Regions from separate parts of the Homo sapiens genome. Here region 2 is linked to region 1. Evidence: chromatin loops called from intact Hi-C (ENCODE). Cell type or tissue: adrenal gland. All regions are shown on one strand. Links, peaks and the distances in the headings refer to the core of each region. The heading gives the core; the rest is flanking DNA.

Region 1 (5,383 bases), core at 311-5,310:
TTTCTTTGGTTGAACCCATATGAAGTGGTTGGCTTGTGTTCTAGAGCCATCTATTATCAAAGACAATTGTTATCAGTTTTGTTATTGTTGTTGTTTGATTTTGTCTTGTTTTTAGCTTACATCGTTGAAATTCATAAACTAGAGGTACATGTGCCGCTGTGACACTGTAATGAGCCACCTCATTAGATGGCTCCTTGAATTTTTGAATTAAGACCTACTTGGTCTGTGATGGGTTTATTTTTTTGTTCTGCTTTTAATACACTGGTGAATTCATTGTGCTGCCCCGTTTTGTGAATTCATGTGAGTTTTTCTCTGTGTATTCTTCACAAGTTCTCTAATAAATAATTTTTTCTGTGTTCTGTAATGTACTATTAATAAAACTTTCAAGTGGTATTTTTCTGGCATTTCCCCCGTTTTTAAATCACCATTTATACTTTGGCAGAAATTACTTTGAGATTGATGACTGCAGCTTTCCAAATTGATTTATTCTAGGCAAGCATCTTCTACTATTCTTGAAATTTGGAGGCCATGGAGGTTCTGTTTTTAAGGCTGATATGTTGCTGTTTCAAATTATACTTGAAACTCCGAACATATGGAGCTTTTCATCCACCCTTCCATCACCCACGTAAATGAATATCATAATTTTATTTTCATTTGGCCTCATGAATCTCAGTGCCCACACATTGTGATTGAGACTGACAGTGTGGTTGAAGTTTTGTTGGGGAGATCAGAGAGCATCTGGTCAGAATGTTTCTCCTCCTCTAATTTCTGATTCCTTTATCTTACGAGATACAGCAGAGCCAGCCCCATGAACACTTGGAAAGTGCAGCTCTGGAATATCAATGGAGCCCTCTCTCCTGTCTGTTGGGAACCAGGAGCAAAGGCAAATTGGGAATGCATTTTTCAGTGTCTACAGGAAGTTTGAAGTGTATTTATTAACACAAAATGCATCTGTTGGGCTGCAGTGATGAGATTAATCCTCATTTTTAAATATTTGATCTGTAATTGATTAAGCCCTTGAAGCTTTTGCTGTAGTACAAATTTAGACTACTGATGTGCCTGGGAAGTGCACCAGGTTCTGAATTATACAGCGGGTTGCATAGTGGGCAACCTTCAAACCAGAGAACACCTGGGGCCAGCAGGAGTGGGAATACTGAAAAAGTGAAGGGCGCACTGGAATTTTTTAAAATTTATTTTGGTGATGACTCTGAAGGGAAAGGCAGTGTTGAAACTGTCTGAGAACATAAAGCCTTGGAATTAACTGCTGCTAGAAACGAGGGAAAGCCAAACTGTGTTAGTTAGTAAAAGAGAAAGAAGGGGTTGTTCTTGTGATGCATAGCCTCTGACACCTTGGCCCCTTTCCTAAAAATATAGTTCCCATATGTGGAGTTTCACAGGCACCTCATGGGCTTGGGAAGGTCTGTGATCCTAGGGGAGAAATAAAATGACTGGTTCTTGAAAATACATTTGAGGGCTTGAATTCTTCAGCTTTGGCAAGAATCTTAACCAAAGGTCTCATGCTGATAGGGCTGAGATCGGCTTCTCTGTGCTTGTGTATTGTCTTGTTGGGCTTGTCCAACATCCAAAATCCACAGGCCATAACATGCAGAAATCTTAGCTACTTAACATCATTTTTAAGAGCTCTTTTGTTATGGTCATTGCTTATATCTTTAATGTCATCTCCTGTTGCATTCTTGAACACTAGACCTAACCTTATTGAGCTGTCGTATAAGCTTAAATTATTAGTATTTTTTGAGATGGAGTCTCGCTGTGTTCCCCAGGCTGGTCCTGAACCCCTGGGCCCAAGAGAGTCTCCAACCTCAGCCTCCGGAGTAGCTGGGACTACAGGCACATGCCACACGCCCAGCTGTGTATGCTTAAATACGAGGTGACTCTAATAGAAGGCATTCCTCCATTTAGCTAATGAGAAGAATGAGGGAGAAAATGCTTTTGTTTTGCCAACTTGAGTAGATAAGCTTTTAGGACTATAGGTGAAATAGGAAACGCCTATTTATAATATTTATTGAACTAGACATACAATAATATAATTTACAAATCTCTGTGCCCACATGTTATAGGAATGTGCACGCAGGGCTCACCAGTAGTGAGATGAGTGAGGTGTTTGTGTCTGAAGATCCAAATGACTGTTGTTTCAGAGAATGTCAGAGCTGGAAGCACCCTTAGAGATCCTGTCCATGGTCCTTACCTCACAGATAACGAAACTGAGGCTCAGTGTGGGCACACAGCAGGCTGTGGCAGAGCTGAGTTCCTACTTTTTCTCAAATTGGAGTAGGAGTATCTCTGGAGGATGTAGGTATCCAAGGTAATATGCCCCAGGGGCTAAATATGGTACACCTCAACAAATTATCTATTTAACCCGAATATTTGGTCATACAAGTTAAGTAGTTGAACTATAAATATTTTATACATGTTTTTACGTAAAAAAACAGACACAGGTTACTCTGGTATACAGCACAAGATTCATATAAAAGTTTAAGATAAACTAAGACATCAGGAAATTTGAGGCAGTTATTTTAGGCTTCACCTCCAGATCATTAGAAGAAATTCATTCAGTGTCTGGCCATGTAAAAGGGTATAAACATTAGGAGAAATGTTTAAGAGCTTCTGCACTACACCACTTAGAGTAGTGTACGGATGCTGTCCCTCATGTAAAACTTCAGTCATCGAATCTTAATTTAGGTGAACAAAAACTCGCAAGCCCAGGCACAAGTGCAACAGCTCTGTGTACCACCGACAGATGGCGCTGGCGGTCATTTATGTGATGCCCTTTTGAGTTGGGAACAAATATTTTTTAATACTCACCTTCGCAGAACCTGTCATAACACATACATTGAGAAACTAGGATAGAAGAAAGCAATTTATCATACTTGATTATGGCCTGGTGGCATATCACCTAAGATTAATTGATTCCCTTCTACTATAATTTTATACTCATAAAGAATTGAAATAATTTCTTTTAACACTTTAATAGTGGTTAGGGCCCACCCTTGATAGAGTGCACTGGTAGTACGTGCTTTAAAGGAATGAATTTGAATTATAGTTACAAGTCTGTTTCCTCCGAAATCAGTTTCTAGTAAATGGATTTATTGGTATCTGATCAACTGAATTGATAACATGCAATTTCTGAGCAGAATTCTATTGTGGTTTCATAATCCAGGACATTTTCTCCTTCTTCTCCGTGCCTTACAGACACCCTTCTATTCAGTATCCTTTTAAGGATGTTTTTCCCCCTCTTCAATGAAGATTGTTCCTATTTTTACTTTAACAACCCCAGGCACTTTCAAATGTAATCATTTTCATCCTATTTTTACACATGGGTATATAAAGTAAGTGTGACCTAAACCGATATAATCTGATATATCTATAAATTAGTAAAATTTTTTAAAAATGGCTTCTTTGTCAGCGATTTATCATCAGCAGTTTCTCCTTTGGAGCTTAATTAGCATATACAAATACAGCAAAGACTAATTCTCTAAAGTACTTTCTTGCCATGGAACAGATTTGTTTTGAGTTGGAGATAGGATCTGGGATTGTCAGACTAAAGCCTCCATGTCTGAAGTGTAGACAATGCCCACTTTTTTCTTTTGCATTTTGCTTCTTAAATGACATGAAAGCATTTCATGAATCTGAAAAGAGGAGCACACTCCCCAGTGTCATTTGGAGTCAAGGTTTCTAGTAAATTCAGTTTTGGCAATACTGGTTTGGGGATTTTTTTTTCCACCCAGGAATGCAGCAACCACTTTGCATAATGGGAAAATTGCATCTCCAATTTGGGATTCAGTTTTTACCTACCTCAGGTGTGTGAAGTGGAAACTAACCTTTTTGTAGTGATAATTGTGCCCAATTTTGTATCTATGGTGAACTGATTGTAAGTCTATCACGGGTCAGCTTTTGGCCAGATTTCCTTATGAGGATTTCCTTATGAGGATTGGAGTTGTAGGAACTTTTTTTGGTCATTACACCCTCTCTGTGCAGTGTGAATAGAAGCCTGTCAAGGAGGGAAGTGATGGGTATCTGAGTGATTTCACAGACTGGATTGTTAGCCATGGAAAGGTTTGACACACAGTCTAGCTTTGCCCACTCAGTAGCTAGATAAAGAAATTGAGGCACAGAGAGGGCAAGTAACTTTCTCAAGATGACATAACTAATTGGTGACAAATGATGGACTATTCTATGGGACCCCTTGACACTCTGATTCTCTGAATCAGTGATAAGACTTGCTATCTGCATTTTTAACCCATTAAAAATATACCCTAGGCATTTCTAATATGTAGCCAGGTTTAGGAATTCCCTACTTTCTTTCTTTTAATTTATAGCAGTGGTTTTCAACCGGTGGCAGTTTTGAATTGCAGGGGGCATTTGGCCAGCTCATTTGGGTGAGTTGGTTCCTATGGGAGACATTTTTAATTGTCACAAATGTCGATTGCTCCTGGTATCTAGTCAGTAAGAGCCGAGGATACTGCTGCACATCCTACAGTGCATAGCAATGCAGAGCAAAGATTTATCCAGCCCCAAATGCCAGTAGTGCCAAGATTGAGAAACACCTGCTTTACAGTGATTCATAGCATTGGCTCTAGAGTGCCAAATCCCGGTTCAAATTTTAGCTCTTACCAGCTCTGTAGTACTAGGCAACATAATCAGTCTCTTGAAGCTCAGTTGTCTCATCTGTAAAATGGGGATATTAACAGTTTTACTTCACAGGGTTGTGGTGAGGAGTAATGTAAAGTGCTTAGAAGAATTGCATGGCTGATTCTACATTCTCAATAAGCATTAGGTATTATGATAAATATTAACATCATTACAATTCATGAGTTTCAGTTATTTTACATCATAAAACAGCTAAAAACAGTGAATGAATAGCTCCCAACAGGAGAAAGTTACATAAAGCACTTTGGTACATTCTAGAGGCTTAATACATGCTTGTTGGTTTTTACTTAATTAAAGAATATGAATGTGGTTGTATATGTGCCTGTTTACCTTGGCTATTTTTCTGTTTATATCTAGTAAGAGTGATAAGTAGCAAATTTGCCCAGTTTCAGGGCAAGGGCTATATTTATCTGCATTAACTATGGAGACCACTGAGGTTCCCGGGGAAGAGATGAACAGTGGATAAGCTCCATGGGTACCAAACATGATCCCAGAGAAAGAAACACGTACCAACTATGTGGTTCATTAGCTTTGCAAAAAATCTTAGCAAGATTGTAAACTCATTGCAGGTAAAGACCTTTGTTATAATTCTTCTGTAGTCCATAATGTCTATGGCTATGTCAGACATATTGATGGTACTCTATAAATAATTATTTTGGGGTTGAGGATTTGAGAGCAACCTCTAAATTTTCATGAAACCTACATAAAAGCCAGG
Region 2 (5,383 bases), core at 295-5,294, 320 kb after region 1:
GAGTTTTTTGTACTTAATTTAACTGCCGCGGTCTTTGGTGGGGGTGGGAAGGGATTTTGTTCTTTTGTTGTTTATTGTTAATGCTCTCCTATGCCAGCCTGTCATTGTTCCAGTTGTTTGAAAAAACAAAACAAAACAAAACAAAAAAGGATGCATTCGTTGTCTGGGTTCTCGAGTCACCTTATGGCTGTCTAAAAATGTCACTGTTCCGATTGCGGTCTCTGCAGCCTTATTTGAGTGTTGCCTTAGACTGTCTGACTGGACAAATAAACTCTCTTTGCCCTATGTTAACAAATGTAGATTTTTTTTCTTTCCTCTGTGTTATAGGGAATCTAAATGTTCAACTTTTTCTCTTTCTCTCTTTCTCCTTCTCTCTGACTGTTCTTGGTGCTGGGCCCTCCCTTCCACAGCGATGATACCTCCTAATATCGCTGCATGTATGAGAAATGAAAAGCTCGGGGAGGCTTGCTTCTACCTTATGGGCCATAATCAAACTACGGTTTGTAGCTCAATCAATACTAGGTGTTTCTGTGCTGTGGCCTAATTTCCTCATTGCTTCTGCTTAGCTCTGTTTTGATATGTTTGGCAATTCATTCTGAGCACCCTGCGTTCTTTGAATTGTAAGTACAACGCTGACCCTGTTGAAGTGTTGCCTTCCCTTGTCTTAAAAGTAGGCATAAGAAGCCACTGGTGATCCAAGTGCCTTCCTGTATCCACATCTTCACATGACCTTTGTTAAGAACCTGTTTTTTGTTCATTCTCGTAGCCAACCCAGTATTTAGAAAGAATGAACCTTGTTTCATGGAGCCCTGTATCGTAGGGCTTTGCTAGATGGGAAGACGAGATTTCCTGCTTGGTCAGGTATCTCTTTGCAAACTGCAGTCCATGGGCCCAATCCTGTCCATAGCCTGTTTTTGTAAGTAAAGTTTTATTGACACATAGGCACGCCCATTACTTTTGTGTTGCCTGTGTTTTTATACCACAGTGGCAGAGCTGAATAGCTGTAACAGAGATGGTGTGGCCCAAAACACCCAGATTATTTACTATTGCCCTTTAGAGAAAGTTGGCTGACCCCTGCTTTTGGCTTTTCACTTGCTTTTTGTTAAAAACCCACTCTAGGTTTTGGGAAGTTGTCATGAAACAGGTTAATTGCTAAATATTGACCTTGTTGGCTCATGAAAGATCCTTAAAGAGCCCCAGTGACCCCTTAGTCTCTGACTGTCATACAAGTCTGCCCTCCAGACTGCAGTGCCTTGTTTCAGGTGCTTTGCTTGGAATGGTGTCATGTGGATGACTTGTTGGGTTTAGTTGCAACAAAGCATCCTAGCTTTGAAAAGAGCTCTCCTCAATTCAGGACACTGCCTAAAACATTTGCACTGTCATTTCAAATATTGAATAATGATAAATAGGGGCCATTATGGGCTGCCCTGCTTTTAAACCTGTAGAAACCTTGATGTTATAGGAAGCAGCCCAGTGACTCCAAGCTCTTAGATGTCATTATGACTGCCTCCCATGTCATAAAGAAAAAATGCCTCTAAACCAAAAATTTTATTTGACCCCCATCCAATCTCAAATGTGTACTTAGCAGCTTCTCTTCCCCTACCTTTTATCTATCAGAAAACACCTTTTAAAAACAGTTCCTTATTTTTTAATGTGTGCAAAAGTAGAGAACGTAGTTGAATAATACAGATAGGACAGTTTAATGGGCCCTTGCGTACATATCCCATTTGCCAGTCGTCAACATCTGGCCAGCATGTTGCCTCTGTAATCCCCTTTGCCTGCTACCCTGGATTTTTTTTAAATAGAAGTATACTTCTGCATATGGTAAAATGCATAAATCCTGAATATACAGTGCAGTAGATTTTTCACTTCTGTATGCGCCCATTTAATCACCACCCAGATAAGATGTAGATGATTCCTGCCCTGCTCCAGAAAGCTTCCCAGGTGCCCCTTCTTCACATCAATACCCTAAATTATTTTTAAGTAAATCAAAACAAGTATTCTTTAAAGCAAAGAATATTTTCTTGGGTGTGGGAGACGGGTGGGCACAGGGGAAAAGGGTTGGGGGGGTGGGAAAGGAAGAACAAGGGATAGCTACAGAGAGGAAATTTTGATGCCTCTAGACAGACTATTTGGATTGTGCCTTTAAAGACTCAAATCATGACTGATTTTTGTCAGTTCTTTAATGATCTATGTCTCGGGTATGGAGAACATTCAGTCAGCCAGACGCTGAAAGCCACAAGTACTAGTTTTTAACCCTAACTACGTGCAGTTATCCTTAAGTTAACAGATTCAGTTGGCTTTGAGTCTGACTGCTTTAACAGTTGTTTGCTTGTTGTGACTAATGAGGTCTCGAGTGTGGGTGGGAACGGGGACAGGAGCCGAGGGACCTTCGTACCCAACTGTTGCTCTCGTTTATTTTCCTGGCAGACCCCAGCAGCGACCGCCACGGCCCCGCCACCGGTCCACAAGGTGTTCCGGAAGTGAGGGCCGGGCCCGACCGCCGGCAGCATCCGTCATTGGAGTCCAGTTACCCACCCGATCTTCACAAATCATCACCACATGGGGAAAAGCGGGCACACGCAAGGGATCCGAAAGGCAGCAGAGAGTATAGCAGACAACCCAATGAACACCACACCTGGAATGGGACTTCGAGGAAACCCGACAGCGGGGCATGCCGACCCAAGGACCGGGCGCCGGAGGGACGGAGGGACGCGCAGGCCGAGCGCGCGGCAGCCGCCAACGGCCCCAAGAGGCGGTCCCCAGAGAAGCGGAGGGAGGGCACCCGCAGCGCCGACAACACTTTGGAGAGGAGGGAGAAGCACGAGAAGAGACGAGACGTCTCTCCGGAGCGGAGGCGAGAGCGGTCACCCACCCGCAGGAGAGACGGCTCCCCCAGCCGGCGGAGACGGTCTCTGGAGAGACTCCTGGAGCAGAGGAGGTCCCCCGAGCGCAGGAGAGGGGGCTCGCCCGAGCGCAGGGCCAAGTCCACCGACCGGAGGCGCGCACGCTCCCCCGAGCGCAGGAGAGAGCGGTCCCTGGACAAAAGGAACAGAGAGGACAGAGCCAGCCACCGAGAAAGGGAAGAGGCGAATCTGAAACAGGATGCCGGCAGAAGTTCCAGACATCCCCCGGAGCAGAGAAGGCGACCTTACAAAGAATGTAGCACCGACCTCAGTATCTGAGACGCTGAGTCACATTCCAACCTTTACCGTGTCAAAGGTTCTAAGAGGAAAGTCACAAACCTGAAATTATTTAGTTTCTTACCTAATGAAGCATCTGACACCTGATGATCCTATGAATAACAACAAACATTTTATGCATTTGAAATCTTATAAGAAAAAATATATATGAAAAGTATTGTGCCTGATGTATCATATTAAAGAAAGTATTTTTAAATGCATACTTTTTTGGAAATTATTTGCCAAATGCTGGCCCAAAGGGATATAAATTTTGTTTCTACGTAACCTGTAGAATCGTCAAGAATTGTTCCCGTTTTGGGGCAATCTTTTTCTCTCCTGGTTAAATGGGGCTGTTGATCATTTTCTCTACGTAAGGGAATTTATTGATTAAGTTTAATTAATTTGATATAGACTGTCATGTAGTGATGTAGTGCTATACTGTAGTCGGAAGTTTTTCTTAAAAGCAAAGAGCAAAAATGCAAAGTTTTATTTGTAAAAGCTGAGGACCCTTGGGGATGGATTAGGTTTGCCGATGATCCTAAAAGTAAGCAAACTGTATGACAAGACTACTATTGCAAATGAAGGATATTTATAGCTAAACTGCGCAGCACAAAGAAGTTTTATATTGTGAGTTATAGTTGGTTCAGAAAACAGTTTGTACTCTCCCTGGCCCAGGAAGGCACACAGACAAAAATGTCGGCCACTTTTACTCAAATACAGCCCAAGCACAGACAGTCAGGTTCGTGATCATCACCAACATCTGATAAAATCTCATTGAAGGCAATGCCATCACAGCTTTGCTCAATTACTACGAGGAAGAGACAACAAGCATCTTTCGTGTTGTCTCGTCTGATTGGAGGCTGAATAGTAGATGGAATGGGGGGACAGTGTGCCTGGTGTGAGGAAGACGTAAGATCCCCAATTTGGAAAGCATGCCCCCCTCCCTTTTAGTAGAAGCCCATGGTTGCCCTTTGCCAAACTGGGGAGGAGGCAATGAGCCTTGGTGGAAGGAACCTCTCTGTTGATATTTAAAGAAGTGAGGGCTGTGGGTATTCATTGTTAGAAATGCCAATTTCACTTTGAAACCATAGTCCAAGTCTCTAGGTTGGTAGAAGGGAAAGGAAGGAAGTGGTCCCAGTGATTCTAGGTCTGGTTGGGAAACTTCTGCCTCATGACTCTGTCCTTTGAGTCCTTTGGACAGCAGCACAAAACATAACAATTTTTATTTTTAAACAGACCCATTCTTTTTGATCCCACAGGAGCTGTGGTTGGGTCGGCCGTAGCCCCGGGATGTGGTTTAAGTGGATTACTGCCTAGCTGAGCCAAAATGTTTGCTTGTACCTGTTGGACCACTACAGCAAACCGCTGCTTACAGTGCATTGTGTATTTCTGTAGTACTGTTTTGCATTTTCCATAGAGACAGAAAACTTTGCAAGTCAATCACTGTTGTTCCCATGGTACTGTAAGAAAAAAAAAAAGGAAAAAGAAAAAAAAAAAGAAAACCAGCCAATCATTGCGTGTACAGAGCTAAAAATTGTAATTAATAGAGCCTGTTGGGAAAAAAAAGAAAACAACTGTTGCCTTTTTTTCTTGTATAAAAGAGAATTTATGACAAAATTTAGCTGTGAGGAATGTGATACGTGTTTATATTTCTGAATATGGAACAAATTGATTCATGGGGATATATTTTAATGTAAACTAAATCAGGTATGTAAAGTTGTTTTAAAATGGGAGACTATATAAGTAATTCTCTAAAGCTTTAGTTGGTTTGAATATCATCATTTCCTCCATGGTGAGCCTGCTTGTGAATTATTAAGCACTTGTTTGCATTCTCTGTTCTTCACTCATTTATTTCTTGCAGTGTGCTATGGACTTAATGCTCTTTCTGTATTGATGAAAAGCAGTATGTGGGCCAATCTTTTTATAAAACACTATGCATATATAAATATTACATTGTTCATAGCTTTATTTGACTTATGGGTTTATACATAACATTAGAATGAGTAGCTGTAGTTGTGTGGACATTTATAAAACAAGTTCCTTTCCTGGAACAGACACAATATACATTCTGTAGCTAAAAAGGAGGGAAAAGTCTGTGAATGCTATTTTTATTATTAAAGTTTTCCATACAAAGCATACATTGAGCTGTAGTAAGGCTGAGGAAGAGTACAACTGAATAATGATGTTCTTTTTCATCAAGT

The links. Hi-C counts contacts between places; a loop is a spot of excess contacts. Peaks named below come from ENCODE experiments on the same cell type or tissue, not always from the same donor. Only the 100,000 strongest peaks of a DNase experiment are listed, where the experiment ranks them.
Region 2: it touches region 1 in a loop (3-fold over the local background); 10 of 110 quality-filtered maps call a loop at or near these places.

Annotation. Positions count from the first base shown.
Region 1 is chr3:65,670,444-65,675,826 of GRCh38, reverse strand. All of the region lies in intron 1 of MAGI1 (membrane associated guanylate kinase, WW and PDZ domain containing 1), which reads left to right. Among named protein-coding and RNA genes, the nearest start is that of MAGI1-AS1, 220 kb to the left of the region's middle. In adrenal gland, for the core only: a CTCF peak has its summit at 2,763 (motif pointing right); a DNase peak (open chromatin) is centred at 2,756.
Region 2 is chr3:65,354,180-65,359,562 of GRCh38, reverse strand. MAGI1 (membrane associated guanylate kinase, WW and PDZ domain containing 1) reads left to right here. Exons shown (of 23, transcript NM_001033057.2): 23 at 2,431-5,383. The coding sequence ends at 3,185. Among named protein-coding and RNA genes, the nearest start is that of LINC02040, 180 kb to the right of the region's middle. In adrenal gland, for the core only: no CTCF peak of the experiment used is centred there; DNase peaks (open chromatin) are centred at 2,572 and 2,722; H3K4me3 peaks cover 818 bases.